Linked DNA regions of Homo sapiens: region 1 is linked to region 2. Evidence: chromatin loops called from intact Hi-C (ENCODE). Cell type or tissue: ascending aorta. All regions are shown on one strand. Region 1 overlaps PITPNB (phosphatidylinositol transfer protein beta). Region 2 has its middle 8.7 kb from the start of MN1.

Region 1 (8,000 bases), 56 kb after region 2:
TCAAATCGGCCACATACATTCAAAAAATGATTAATTTCTAAGTCTTATTCTAAACCTCAAGATTATTTTTCCTTTATATGACTGAAGCACCAGACTACATTTTTCCCCATTATCTACCATGGCCCAGTTTTAAGTTAATTCTAGGGATATACTATATGAAAAATTATTATCTTGGTATTATTAATGCGACTGAATGTTCTATAGAGTCCTACATGATTGATCAACTTTTCTCAAGATATTTGTTCTGTAGTAACATTTCATCTTCTGAAGAATAACCTGATACATGGGCTACATCAACGAGGTAACACCAGTAAGCAGTTAAATAAAAATATTATAGTAAACTGTTCTCTTGCAGGTGAGCTCTGTTAACAAAATATCTTGGCTAGCTTAGCTCTATTTTTCCATGACGTTTCCCCCTTAAAACAGAGTACCAATGTGAAAATTCAGGATGTATGTGTATGTGTATATGTATACACACATACAAACCCATATTTTAGTAATATAATTCAGCAGGTATGAAGTGGGTACCATTTACCCTTTACTCTGTGCTAGGTGCTGTCAGGGGACATAAATGTAGCTAATAGAGAAGAGGATAATTATGTAAATAATGCTGCCCTTGGTGTCAATATTCTCACCCCGGAAACATCCTCCTGTTGTGGATGCTGGCTTGGGCTAAAATCAAATATTTACATACTACTCCCCTTGCTCTGCAGGCCCCTGGCACTTAAGCTGGGCTCCTGGATGCAGAAGCAGTCAACAAGCCTTCCATAAGACACAGCTAGCTTCTAAGTGCCCAGCTTTATTGAAATGACAACAAAGTTGGTCTTTCACAGATCATTTGATCAATAAACAATGAGCCAATGCTGAAGTACTTCCTAATCCAATGAATGTCACTGAAAATCCTCATATGCAATACAACTTGGGTATATGTAGAATATGGCACTTAATTGTGAGATATAGCTGCCAAACAGTAGCACTAGACTAGGAGTGCTACTTTGTTAAACTTCCTGTTTAACAAAGGTCAGGATCCTTAACCTCTCTCTGGGCCTCATTTCTCCCTCTGTAACAGGAAAACTAGACTCTATCAGGACTTTTCATTCTCCACTGAGGAAAAACTAAAAGCAGGGGTGAGCGAACTAAGGTCCTTGAGGGCCAGGATTGGTCTAGGGCTGTAGGTGGTAAACATTACATATCCTTGACATCCAATGACTTGTCCTAAAACTTCCTACAATTTTGTGTTTTATTCTGTAATATGCCTGGGCTTCAGGAAATATTCCCCTGCCTGTCACCCACCCATAGTGAATTTCCTCTATGACTGAGTACCCCACCAAACTGCTGATGAACTCTAAGATACTTTCCAGATTGAACATTAGAAGGTCCTATTAATTATGAGCTCCTGAAAGCTTTCTTTTACAACTTCAAATCATTGGACACTTTCTACTAAATGAAAATCTTGGGTGTACCTAGAACACTGATGCTTCAGAATTCTCCAGCAATTTTATAAAAACAGTGGGATGAAGCATGGTTCTAATTAAAGGAGTAAGCTAAATGTAATACAAATATGCCTACACTAAACTTGAGCTCCAAGAACAGAGTACACATACGTGACTTCAACAATCAACCAAGTTTATTTCTCACATTCTTTCTAGTGACTCTGGCAAGCAACTCAAATCAATTAATACTGGTAATTCATAAAGTGGCATTGTTCTATAAAATTCATTTTAGAAACTATAAGCCACGGGACAAAAAGGAACCAGTTCCCTAAGATATCTTTCCAGATCTAAAATGTATATTCAGTCCCAATCTGATTTTTGTTTTCCATCCAATTTACAAGTAATTATTTTTTTAAAAACCCTTCAGAGAAGAACACGTACCCAACTAAAAAACAAACAACTAAACAGCCTGCTGCCTAAAAACATAAACATTACCAGAAGAAAGTTGAGAACACACAAGCTATATACATTTTTTTCAATCATTATTATTATTAATGTATACATGATATCTAAAAGTTCTCATACAATTCTCAAAATGATTTGTGGGAGTCATCTGTTAAATGTGAGCTACAGTTATTTAAAGTACTGATTAAGTTAAGAATATGGCTTTGAAAGTCTCCATACTTATGATGGCACAGAAAATAGTGAAAATGTCTGAATGTCGTACATTAACCTAAAAGAATCCTTTTGGTATCTTCTCTCTGGAGTGAAATCTGACACTAGGTAATAAAAAGTCTTAAAAGCTGTTCATATCCTACCCTGTACCCTGTAACCTGGTAATTCCACTTTTAGAAACATATCCTATTAATCAAGTAAAGAAATGATACCACAGATTTATCTGTTAACAGCAAAAATCTGGACTTATTAATTATTAACTGAAATACCCACTACAGGAGACAGGTGAAATACTTCATAGGCCTTCCATACGATGGGCTATTATGCATACAGCCATTAAAAAACATTTTTTTCCAGCGGTACAGTGGTTCACACCTGTAAACCCAGTACTTTGGGAGGCCGAGGCAGGTGGATCACCTGATGTCAGGAGTTCTAAATCAGCCTGGCCAACATGGTGAAACCCCGTCTCTACTAAAGATACAAAAATTAGCTGGTCATGGTGGCGGGTGCCTATAATCCCAGTTACTTGGAAGGCTGAGGCATGAGAATTGTTTGCACCCAGGAGGCAGAGGTTGCAGTGAGCTGAGTTCGTGCCATTGCACTCCAGCCTGGGCAACAACAGCAAAACTCAAAAAAAAACTCTCAAAAAAAAGAAAAAAAAAGAAAAAAATTCAAATAACAGTTAACAATGTGGGAGAAAAAAAGGAGAATTAATATAAATAGGTATCTATGTATGGTACAAACATTCCTAACAAAATAAACTACAGGAATCAGAAAATATACCAAATAATAGTAATTAAATGAGACTACAACTAATTTTTTTCTTTTGTGTACAATTATTTTCAAAGTTATCATTTAAAAATTTAAAAAAACCTAATACACTGAAAAACAAATTGACTCTAAAGAAGTTTTTTTGCCCTCAGCAGAGTATTTTCGGACAAAGACCAACTTTACCCTAAATTATCTGGGTACTATTTCAAGTCTTCATTCTTCTTTCACTATAAACAATCTGGCTTTTGGCTTCTTTTTTCTGATGTTTAATAAATTAAATCTAAACAAAGCTAAACAAAATCAAGTTAAAAGCTGAATTAAGATCTTTAATACGTAACTTTAGTCCATCCCATATTTAATTTTTCTTGAAAGCAATCACAAGGTATACATGCAAAATAAAATGATCAACTCTTCTAGGTTATCAGCAACATGCTAGTGAAGAAATGTGTAACCTTTAAAATGTGAAAAATCTCAATGGGGCAAATATTTGGGACCCCACTCTCAGAGCAATGTTCTAGAATCCACAGGACCCAAAGAAGTTCCAGCGTCTCTGCCTAGCTCTCAAGAGGTTCACAGCCTGTGGCAAGGCAAAGCTTCCTCTCTGGCTTTAAAAAAATACAAATGTTGCGCGGAGGGTGAAAGGAAGGAGAGGAACAAAAAAGATAACTATTGGGTATGGGCAGGGGAGGGGCGGGCGGTGAGAAATACTATGTACAACAAATCCCCGTGACATGTGTTTACCTACATAACAAACCTTCACATGTACCCCCAAACCTAAAATAAAAGTTTTAAAAAAATGTTTTCTGATTCTTTCTTCTTCATTGGCTAAAAAACAACCCCAAAGCAAATAAAACCAAAATCTGAATTAAGATCTTTGACACATAACTCCAATCCAGCCCAAACCTAACATTTTCCTCCTCTAAGGCAAAACAGTTAACTCTTTGCTAATCTGCGAGTAAATAAAATGATTTTGCTAATAAATTGAGTTTTACATAAAGCATGAAAATTTAAAAGGACAACTTAAAAAGGTAAAGAATGGTTGATTACAAAGAGAACAATCAAAAGTTCTACAAGATGAACGTCATGGGCTAACAAGAACCTCAAATTATGACTCATTGCTACGTAATTTAAATTTCATCTGTAATACAGTAAGCACTAGTTGTGAAATGTTTCCAAAATTGTATTTAAATAGTTTGTATATTCACTGAATTCCTTACATTTCATGTTTCTAACTGTAAATGAAACTCCCAAGCCTGAGTCATGTTTTTAATTTAACAACACATATTAGGTTACTCTAAGGTATGTGGATGAGGTCTTAGGGGGAGTAATGTATACTAGAGGCACACAATGTAACTAAACAAAACACAGTGTGTTTAACTGGAGGAGTGAGCAATCAGTACATGTTATCCACAAGAACTAGTTTCTCGAATCTGTGACAAACAAATATAAACAAACGTAAAAGAGATTTAACATTTTTTAAAAAGAATCCAAAGGCATTCTGGAAATGTATTTTCTAAAAATACAGTCCCTTCAGTTTCATGAGACTTGTCAAGTTTACACATACTTTTTCCTATTTAAAACTGTGTTGGGATGAAGATGGAATAGGTATGTGCTACACTGAACCAGAGTTAACGCTTTGCAAAGACACAGCAGTTTCTGTAAGGCTCATAACTGTCTTCATATTTTCATTTTTCAATTTTAGGCAATGTGAATGCTTAATTTCAGCTGCTGATTCTGTGATGTTAAGTTTCCAACCCAGATTTCACCAAGAAAGTTAAAAATAAATGCACTGCTGGGAGTGCTGCCAGTGTGTGTGCATCAGTAAATATCAACACAAGATTACGAAATATATGTGACGTCTATGTACTGAAATTTCAAGCAGAACCCCATTCCCCAACTCAGCTATTCTCTCTATTTAGGTAACCTAAACTTTATTTAGGTAACCATTTATTTTAGTAGCCATTTGGACAGACCTAAATTGGACATTATATTTCTGTAAATACATGGGAAGTCCAATATTTGATTTTTATTTGGTTTAAGGTAGTTAACTTGAATCTAGCAAATACTTACAAGCCCCTACTATGAGCAAACCTCCCTGCTTGGCACTGACCCATATCAAGGTAAGTCAGACACAAAGCCTACCGTTTAAAATTCAGTGTGAACAACAGGAGATGGAGGAGGTGGGGGGAAGGAAGACAGGGGGAATACATAAACCACCACCCTGACCCAAGACACACTGGGAGCCATGAGAAGGTCATCGGCAAGACTCTAGTGGCATTCAAAGGTGGGGAAGTCCCATCTGGTGGGGTAAATGGAAAATATTAAATGGAAGAAGTAAACATGAGATTAAATGTGAGTTTAAAAAGACTGAACTAATTGTAGGTTAATCTAATTTCACAAAAAGGCGAAATAAGATCCAGACAGGAAAGCTTACTGCCTGTGAGAGGATAATCAGTCACATTTTCCATGTTCCTCCAAACTTAATTTTTTGTATGGCTCACACCCATTTTACTAAAGAGGACTATGTTAAATGCTTCATGCTTGTGGGTGATTACTCCAGGAGTGACACTATTTTCAAGTAAAACCCCAAGTTCACCTTCAAATGAAACTCATGAAGAAAACTTTGTTTCTGGAAGTGTCTGGAAGAATCTGCAAGAAGCTCACACTGCCAAATTACTTCTTGAACCTGAATAAGACATTCATTCGTCTGTGCCTGAATCCTTCAACTCTGTCTGAGAACAGAGACATTCCATAGCCAAGATAAGGTTAGAATTAATCAGTTTCACTCTTTGGGCACTTAGCTTCTTAAAGACATGGAACAGCTTTTTTTTGGTATCTTCTGTAGGAGTTAATATAATTAGTACATACTATGTGCTATATATTTATTTTAAAAATCAAATAAAAAATGTAGTCATCAAACTAGATATTAAAAAAAAATCAGCCATGCTTGAAGGTCTGCTTTATTATACATAATCCAAAATGTGGTCTAACCAGAAACTAATTACTAAGCCTCTTTATGCCACCCACTATGGGGTTTCAAATGTGAGATTACAGGGAGGGAACATGTTTTCAAATGCTTCGTATCCTCCCTGGACCTCACAGACAAGTCGAGGCTAAGAAACAAGAGAGCACCTCCCAGTGTTTCTACTAGGGCGGCTAACAAGTAAAAAACACTGCTCATAAGCCACTTGAGTCTCTGGGTGGCTTTCCTGCCACTCTCTATCTCAAAAGAGATTTCCACACCTGAATTTCAACTTCTCCCTCATCACTCACTTCTACTCCTCCTATCCCTGGCCAAAAAAATTTTGCAGTTTCATTATCTTAGGTCACTGACACCAAGGGTACCAACATCTTTTCACAGACATGGGGTAGACAAAGAAAGAAATCTTGGTAGCATGGCAGTAAACAAATTAACATCTCTATAATGCAGAAATATGGTTTCCCTCCACTGGCATGAAGGATCCAGAATGGCCTCTACGGCTGTTCTAGAATGAGTCTAAAGCTGACTGAGCAGCTAAACAGTATGAAAAACTGAAAGGCCAAGCTCGGACTGCTGGAGCATTTGCTCAGGCTAGAGTTAACACAGAAGACAAATGGGGCATGCCTTTATGATGAGAAAGAACATGTACATAAAGATAATTTAAAAACCACCATAATTTCTGGATCAACTTATTTATTTGACCTGATCCCCTTATATATTCCAAAGTTCAGAGCTCTGGCTGAGACTTCCGAGACACATCAAGCCCTATAAGGAAGAGACGCTTTGACAAAGCCTCTTACAAAGACCTTTAGAGGCCTAATTATTAACTATCATGTATTTGTAGACACAGAAGCTTAAATCTTCAAGAGGTGTCTGGCTTAAATGAAGGAAGAAATGAGGCCTTGCCATGGGATAAAAATGAAACCATAATCGTCAAAGGTAGTGTTTCAATCTGTTAAAATAACAATTCCTCACCCAAATCAGGAAGGGAAACTGAAAAGCTAAAAACAAATGGAAACAGGTACACACACACACACACACAAACACACGTGCACACAGTGCTATAGAGAAACAAGACATTAACATCCATCAGAAATGCACAATTCTGCCTTGAAGCAAAAATCTTAATCAGGTTATAAATCGCTTTCCTATTACTATGCACACAGTCACTTCATCAAGTGCCGAACCCTAAGTAACAAAAATATAATTTCTGCACTCAGATTTTAAAAATTCTTTCTTCAGAGGGAAAATAAATATACAACTGAGGCCTGCATCTCTGGGTTTGTAGTTTTTTAAAAATAAAAGATATGTATCACATCATAGGCTAAAAAAATTGTCTGTACTCTTAACAAATGTGGAAAATATGAAAATATATTCCTTAGCAACCTCATCATCCCCTGCTAGTGAATCCTCTCTAAACTGTGTGGCTCTCTGCTTTATGCATGACCAAATAAAATCACTCATTAAACATATATAACCACGAGGGGTAAAGACACGTGAACCCGGATGTGTTTAACAATCCCTAGATACCAGAATGAGGGGAACACATTCTAGAATGAGGGGAACTCTGAATACTAGACAGATAAGAATTACGCATCATAAATACAGGGGCACATTTATAGATCTCAGCAACCCCAAGAGACGAAAGACAAAAGCATTATAACAATAACGGTTAACATTGATTGTGCACTTCTTCTGTGCTGGGAACTTAACATTATTTCACTCAGTCTTTACAACTACCTTCTGAGGTAGTTACTAAAATCATTTCCATTTTGGAGATGTGGAAATCAAGGCTCAGAGTGAGGGTTAAGTTATAACTTGTGTAGATTCCCAGTGGCTTTTTAATGGATCTCCCTTAGTGCCTCCGACACTTACAGATTCCCTGACCATTGAAAACGTACCACTAGTGTAACAGAAATTATCAAATTCTGGCAAATACCATGAATAGGGCATCACACAATTGCCAATGATGCAACAGGGCATAAAAGGTACAGAACGGTGATCTAGGAGTCACTGGATTAAGAGTTAAAATCTGCTACATCTCCATACCTTACACACTGCTGTAACTACCACCGAATCAGGTGTTCCAGAAATGGCAGACATTCTGCTGTTTCTCCTACAACTATTACATGTGTTTCTCT
Region 2 (8,000 bases):
CTCCGGACACCTGGGGTCAGCAGAACAGGCCTCTCCAGTGGGCCAGTGGTGGAAAGGTCAAGGATTTGGGCATTACAGATTCAGATTCAAGTCTTGTCTTCACCACTTATGAGCTGCGTGACCTTAAGCAAAATACTTTTTTCTCTGAACCTCAGTTTCCCCTGTTGGAAAGAGACATGAAGGCCAGTTGATATACAGCATAGGGACTGGAGACAATGCTTTCAGAGTGGAACAGAGCACGGCACAGGACAGACATTCTTTAAATGGCAGCCCCTCTTATGACCATGATTATTTCTTCTGTGTTTGGATGCGGGGAGATGCAGAACAGAACCACAATCCCAGGAAGCCCCAGCTATGACCAGGACAGAGGAGAGGGCAGATGACTAGAGTCAGAAGATATGAGACCCTCATGGAGCTATAGTCTGCTGTTTGCCAAGCAACAGCACCTCGTCTATCTTGCTACACACAATGTCTGTCTTTTGGGGTCTCTCCTCGATCTGTTCATTATGTACATACCAAATGCTTATAATATGCCAGGGCCTGGTCTAGGAACTCAAGAAAAAATGTAGCAGACACAGTCCCAGCCTTCAAGCCAGATCAAAGGAAACCTACTATTTGATGTGAAAGGACTACATTACACACCTGTAAGGGACAAAATAACTGCCGGGAAGGAGGGATAATAGAGAAGGATTCCCAATGTTGGGTTTTGAAAGTAGAATAGGAGTTTGACAACCAAATAGGGTCACAGGACTTTCCAAGAGGAGTAATCATGTTAGACGGGGTGCAGGAAGGCTCAAGCAGAAGTGAGTTTAGAGCAGTATGAGGAAGGGGCAGGATCAGGAGGACCTCAAGGCCGGGTGGGAAAGTTTGGACATTGTTCTGGGGAGCTATGGAAAGGTTTAAAGCAAGACCAAGAGACATTGTCCAAGGTGAGTTTTAAATATCCCTGGAGACCTGAGGGTCTCCCTTTCTTTGCCTTCACTGTGGCCCCAGGAGCCATCTTTACCTAGTTTCCTTGGAAACAGGGCTTGGGATAGGGGAAGTCTCAGGTCTGTACCCAAGCAGCCAGCACAGAGCAGGACCGTGCCTGCTGCCTCTTCCATCTCAGGCCCGTGCACAGACAAGAGTCCCCTCTTGGTTCGGTGATTATAGATGCTGCTCTCTGCGGAGCAGGACCTCCTGCCCATTTCTCAGTTGGGGTAGGTTTAGGGGCATTTCTAAATGAGAGCCAGATCTCCTAGGTTCAAAGCCCAGTATCACCACCCCCGACCTGTCTCCAAGCGTGTGAGGGAGGCAAAAGTGTGAGAAAGCACCCAGTCCCCACTATATAACTTATATAAATTATATATGTACAGTATATTTTATAGTGTTAGTATATTACATAGCTACCCTGTGAGGTAGGTTCTATTCTTTTTCCATTTTATAAAAGTGAAAACTGAGGCACAGAGAGGTGAAGGAGCTTGCCCTAGGTCACACGGCAAGTAAGAGTCAGAGCCAGAACTCAAACCAGGCCTAGCCTAACTTCACCATTAGCCCACGTATCAGTCACAAAGATTCTCCCTTTCTCAAACCCAGGGCTACCATCTGGAAAGAGGACGCCTTGCCCACAGTTCTGATGCCTGGCCCTGGGTCTAAGCCCCTGGAGAGTCCCAGCCCTAAAGAGGGGTCCCTGCTTTCTCTATTGTTTTACTTCGCTGCTCCCCTGAGGTCTCTGGGGTCTGATCACAAGGTTTCAGTGTAGGGAACTACTGAATTTCCCCTCAAAAGATACCTGGAACAAGAAGTATCCCCAGCGCACTTGGCCTGGCAGGGCTACCTGTGCAGGAGAAGAGCTGTGGCCACTATAGGGCATTTCAACTTCCCAGGTACCAGACACATGGGGCTGAGGCTCCATAGCTTGCCGCTAGTCTCCAGATCTCCTGGACAACCCAACCTTCCCGGGGAATGCTCCATTTTCATGAGTCTAGCTCAGAGCCAGAGCCAGTATCTCAACCGCACAGCAACACGCTTAGCTTGTGACATGGAGGATCAGAAATGAGACCCTTGCTTGAAAGCATGAATTGGAACGATGCTACAAACCTCCCCTTTTCTGAACACAGAAACTCTCTTAGACCTCACTGAATCCAGAAAGCAACCCTAGGAAGTAAGCATCTCCATTATCCTCTGGAATGGAGGCTCTGATTGGTACAAGAACGACGTGTTCAAAGCCACATCGCGACTGCATGGCAGGGCCTGGTTTCATACTCGGATCCGTAGGGTCCTAGAGCCATCCTGCCAATGTCTCCATCTACGTGGGTTTCTCTTCCCCAGACGGCATCCAGCTATGAGCTTCTATTTTCCATTCTCTAAGTGAAGTATGCTGAACCCAGGCCCTGCTCCCAAAATAACTCAAACCAGCCCCACAGGCTGGAACGGAGGCCCCAGCGACTCCAGGGCCCAGTTAGCCTCCCCTTGAAAAAGTCCCTATTCAGCAAAAAAAGGAGGAATAAAAAAAACAGCCATCACTCATAAAGCGTCACATACCACACAATTAGTCAGAAAATGCAAAAGTTCAGCAGGTTATTCAACAAACCTATTTAGCATGCTCACAAGCCCCTCCCTCCCCACCTCTTCATTTTCCCTCCCTGCGGCCATCAGCAATGTGGGCTCATTACCACCGAGAACCTCGCTGGAAAGCCAGCCTCATAAACAGAACAAAATAAGCATCTATGATGGGAAAACTTTGGATGGACCAGTCATTAGCCGACACCTTTCAAATCACACTGTCGATTGTCACCTGCATCTCCTGTCCCCCACCCTCTCAGACACCCATGGCTGCATGCCCTGTCTCCACTGAGGTAAAGAGCAAGTGCTGGAAGGAACCACCCCCAATGCCAAGACCCAGGCTGAGCTTATCTTCCAGGAAGGAGCCCTGTGTGCAGCTGGAGTCTGCAGCCAAGCTCCTCCATGTGTCAGCAGCGACGGCAGCCGGCATGTGGCAGGTGCGTCCCTGTTTGCTCTACAGCGCCCCATTCCTCTTCACTTTCCTTACAGAGGGGTGTGCTGGGGTGGTTTAGAGCATCACACAGATCTGAGATCTGTGACCTTGAGTGCATCATTCCCTTCTCTGTGCCTCAGTTTCCTCATCTGTAAAATCAGTTTCCAGCAGTACCTACAGCAAAGGACATACGTGAAGACGGAATGAAATGGTGTAGGTTAAGCACAGCAGTCACACGCCATCCCTGGGAGGCGAGTAGAGGCACCTCCTCTCTAAGGCTCCCTGGAAGTGTGCTCCAGTGTAAGAAATGGGGGGTGCCTTGCTGACATCCTCCAGAGATCCAGGATAGGAGGAAAGCAGCCTCCCATCTCTGAGCACTCACCATAAGATGGACTCCTTTCCATAGGTTATTTCTAATTCTCGCACCAATTGTACTGCAGGAATAGATGTGTGCCCATTTTATGGACGGGAACCTAGAGGCAGGACACCACTTTGAGAAGGAGCTTGGGGAGAGTTCCTCCAAAAGAAGATCCCACACTTATTGCCCAAAGGGCTCAGGAAGGAAACGAACGGAACCCCCAGGGAACCCTCAGACACCCCACCTCCCACCCCCACCATCAGTCACACTGTCTAAGGGATTGTAAAGTGGACGACAATGGGGCTGATGGGCTTTGAATGGCCCTTCCCACCCAACTAGGAAACAGAGCCCAGAGGCAGTGAGTAATGTGCTTATTTGATCAGATTCTTGGAAACGTTCACAAATCATCACCATTCGCCCTGTGACAGTGTTACCAGCTCTTCCTTTAATTGTTGTTGTGTGCATAGCAGGAAGGCAGTGCAGTCTGGAGGTGAACAGGGTCGGCCTCAGGCTCGACTGCACATAGTCCCTTTACCTCCTTGAGCCTCAGTTTCCCCATTTGTCAAATGAGGAGGATAATCTTCTCTGGAGTTGTCAGGGGGGTGAACAAGCACAGAGCATTTAGCACGTAGTTAACACTCAATAAACGGCAGCTACTACATGGAGCCAGGCCCCTGCAGGGCGGGTGGCTCCCTGCGGGGCAGCCCTGAATTGATGAGGTGCCTGCTCTCTTTGGTCTCCCCTCAGACCCTGGCTGCATGGTCCTGAGACTCCTGGCTCCGGTCCGGTCCGGAGGCCTTGTCACGCCAAGGCCCTGCCAGCAAGGAAAAGGAGCGCTGAGTAGAGAGAGGACTCACCCCGGGTTCTCTGGGCCAGGCCCCAGCTGTGCAGGCCCCACCCTCTCTTGGCCACCTCCACCCCAGCTGAGGCTTAGCCGCCAGCCTCCGACATTTGCCACCCGGCCACCTGGTGAGCTCCAGGCAGGCTGCAGGCGCCAGCTGCCCCCACCTCTGGCTCCGATGAGCTCATCTGGGTTTCCAAACTTCCAAAGCGGCCAGGAATGTTTGCTCAAATGTTCCGAGCCCAGAGAGCGTTAAGAGCAAACCAGTGCCCTCCGCCCCCCTTCCCTGAGCAGAAAGCAATCTGCTATAACTCAGACAGGCCGGCCTCACCAAGCCCAGGAGATGGATGCAGCGTTTTGGAATCTATATCACCCAAAAGGAAAATGCCTCTTAAATCACAGGGAGCTGGGAGAGAGCGGGAGCAGGAGGCACCGGGACCCAGTGATGTTCCAGAGGTCAGGCCTGGAGGAGGGGAGTATCACCAGGCATGGAGTCACCCTGGTCATCAGTGTGTCTGCTGCACCTTCTTGGCTCAGGTGGAGAGAGGGAGGCCTGGGGACGCTCCCCTAACTTGAATGCTTGCTGGGTGTGCACACACACGTACATGCACTCATGCACACCTGTGTCCACATGCACACACACATGCACAAAGTGCCCACACTGATTCAGCCCACTCCCAGGTCTGTTGAAATCTCTGCCCATTTTATCCCTCCCTTCCTGGCCCTGGCCACCGCTCTCCAGACCTGGGCAGCAGCTGGGCTCTAAACCTGATAAAGTCAGGTCACAGACAGCCCTTCACTCATATCCTTAGAACATTCAGTGGATCTATCTTTTGAGAATAAAGATCAAATTCCTCACTGCAGTGTGCAAGGCCCTGCATGCCCAGCCCGGGTGACCTTGCCATGCCTGGCCCAGTCCCTCCACCAGAGCTGCACTGGCCCCTACTGTGCCCTTCTCACCTTCTCCCATCACAGGCCCTGGCAGGGGTTGTGCCCATGGCTGGAGGGCTTTTTGCTCAGTGAAGGCACAGCCACACCTCAGCTCAGCCGCCACATCCTCAGGGAAATGCCCCCCGCCGCCCCCGGCAACTCCTACCAGATAATCCCGGCACTGGAATGCTCTCTTACCCCCAAGGTCTGGGTAGCGCAACATCCAGCAGTGTTATCTTCTGGGATCCTTAATGAATCTCAGTCCACCCCACTCCATCAGGAGCACCCAACCAGCAGGGGTTCTTCCTGGTTTTGGCCACTTCTGTTTGCATTTCATTCATTTTCCGAATGAAGGAGTGAAGGGCCCTTGCAGTCCAGTCTTATGAACTCCTATTCATCCTGCAAGGCCCTACTTGGTACTTTTCAAACTGCAGATTGTGACCAATTTATAGATTAAAAAGCCATTTAGGGAGTGTGGTATACACATACAATGGAATACTCATCAGCCACAAAAAGAAATGAAATTCTAGACAGGCACAGTCTTGTAATCCCAGCACTTTGGGAGGCTGAGGCAGGAGGATCGCTTAAGCCCAGATATTTGAGACCAGCCTGGGCAACATAGGGAGACCCTGTCTCTACAAAAGAATTAAAAATATAGCCAGACATGGTAGCACATGCCTGTGGTCCCAGCTACTCAGGAGGCTGAGGTGGGAGGATGTCTCAAGCCCAGGGAGTTGAGGCTGCAGTAGCTATGATCATATCACTGAACTCCAGCCTGGGTAACAGAGCAATACCCTGTCTCAAAAAAAAGAAAAAAGAAAAAAAGAAAGAAATGAAATTCTGACTCATGCTACAACATGGATGAACATTGAAGACATTATGCCAAATGAAATAATCCAGGCCAGGCACGGTGGCTCATGCCTGTAATCCTAGCACTTTGGGAGGCTGAGGTGGGTGGATCACCTAAGGTTGGGACTTCGAGACCAGCGTGACCAACATGGAGAAACCCCATCTCTACTAAAAATACAAAATTAGCTGGGCGTGGTGGTGCGTACCTGTAATCCCAGCTACTCAGGAGGCTGAGGCAGGAGAATCACTTGAACACAGGAGGCAGAGGTTGTGGTGAGCCGAGATCGCACCATTGCACTCCAGCCTGGGCCACAAGAGTGAAACTCCATCTAAAAAAAGAAAGAAAGAAAGAAAGAATCCAGACACAAAAAGACAGTGGGTGATTCCACTAACGTGAAGTAACTAGAAGAAGACTCATAGAAACAGAAAGTAGAATTAAAGTTTACCAGGGGACGGGGTATCGCGGAATAGGGAGTTAGTGTTTCATGGGTGCAGTTTCTGTTTGGGATGATGAAAAAGTTCTGTGGATGAATAGCAGTAATGGCTACACAACAATGTGGTGGTACTTAATGCTACTGTACTGAGCACTTAAAGATGGGTAAAGTGATACATTTTATGTTATGTATATTTTACCACAATAAAAACAAAACGTAAGCTATACAAGTAAGTACACCTTATATTACAACAATTATCTAGTGAAACTTTTGTTTCATTATGTGTGAATTACTGCATTTGTGAAAAATATATTTCCAACTTCTTTGAATCAAGACCCACTAATTTTTTTTTTTTTTTAAGACGGAGTCTCGCTCTGTTGTCCAGGCTGGAGGACACTGGTGCAATCCTGGCTCACTGCACCCTCTGCTGCCTGGGCTCAAGTGATTCTCCTGCCTCAGCCTCCCAAGTAGCTGGGATTACAGGCACCTGCCACCACATCCAGCTAATTTTTGTATTTTTAGTAGAGACGGGGTTTTGCCATGTTGGCCACACTGGTCTCAAATTCCTGACCTCAGGTGATCTGCCCGCCTTGGCCTCCCAAAGTGCTGGGATTATAAGCGTGAGCCACCACACACAGCCCAAGACCCACTAATTCTTTTTTTTTTTTTTTTTTGAGATGGAGCCTCACCCTGTTGCCCAGGCTGGAGTGCAATGGCACTATCTCGGCTCACTGCAACCTCCACCTCCTGGGTTCACACAATTCTCCTGCCTCAGCTTTCCGAGTAGCTGGGATTACAGGTGTGCATCACCATGCCCGGCTAAGTTTTTGTATCTTTAGTAGAGACAGGGTTTCACCATGTTGGCCACGCTGGTCTCGAACTCCTGACTTCGTGATCCACCCACCTCAGCCTCCCAAAGTGCTGGGATTACAGGCGTGAGCCACCGCGCCCAGCCTAAGGCCCACTAATTCTTAAAAACACTGTGCTCAGGAGTCACGGTGCCTCAGAAGCCTGATGACCTCGGGCAGGGTGACATCCTCTCCTCTCTGCACCCAGGCCCCTTCGTGCTGCTGACTTATAATGCACCGCAAGCTTCTCCTTGTAGTCTAACCTCACGCTTACCTGTTTATTGCCAAAACTGGACTACAAGCTCACCAGGGGCAGGGGCTGTGTCTCATTTTTCTTTGTGCTCCCAAGGTGCCAGGCTCAGTGCCTGACATATAGTAAGTACTCAGTATTTTCCAGAAATGATCAAGATGCAGATGAAGTCCAGCGGTCCCAGATTTGGATTCACCCTGATTTCAAGCCCCAGCTATGTGAGCTGGGGCAGGTCACTTCTCCTCTCAGGGCCTCCATTTCCTTTAATAAGAACAGTAGGCCAGGTGCAGTGGCTCACACCTGTAATCCCAGCACTTTGGGAGGCCGAGGCGGGTGGATCACGAGGTCAGGAGATCGAGACCAGCCAGGCTAACACGGTGAAACCCTGTCTCTACTAAAAATATAAAAAATTAGCTGGGCGTGGTGGTGGGCACCTGTAGTCCCAGCTACTCGGGAGGCTGACACAGGAGAATGGCATGAACCCAGGAGGCGGAGGTTGCAGTGAGCCGAGAT

What was found. Hi-C counts contacts between places; a loop is a spot of excess contacts. Peaks named below come from ENCODE experiments on the same cell type or tissue, not always from the same donor. Only the 100,000 strongest peaks of a DNase experiment are listed, where the experiment ranks them.
Region 1: it touches region 2 in a loop (3-fold over the local background); 8 of 110 quality-filtered maps call a loop at or near these places.

The regions. Positions count from the first base shown.
Region 1 is chr22:27,862,195-27,870,194 of GRCh38, forward strand. All of the region lies in intron 8 of PITPNB (phosphatidylinositol transfer protein beta), which reads right to left. Among named protein-coding and RNA genes, the nearest start is that of PITPNB, 53 kb to the right of the region's middle. In ascending aorta, no CTCF peak of the experiment used is centred here; a DNase peak (open chromatin) is centred at 4,680; H3K4me3 peaks cover 927 bases; H3K27ac peaks cover 7,630 bases.
Region 2 is chr22:27,806,459-27,814,458 of GRCh38, forward strand. No RefSeq gene overlaps it. Among named protein-coding and RNA genes, the nearest start is that of MN1, 8.7 kb to the left of the region's middle. RefSeq lists enhancers at 3,551-4,072, 4,073-4,594. In ascending aorta, no CTCF peak of the experiment used is centred here; DNase peaks (open chromatin) are centred at 2,890, 3,720, 4,253 and 6,031; H3K4me3 peaks cover 698 bases; H3K27ac peaks cover 5,091 bases.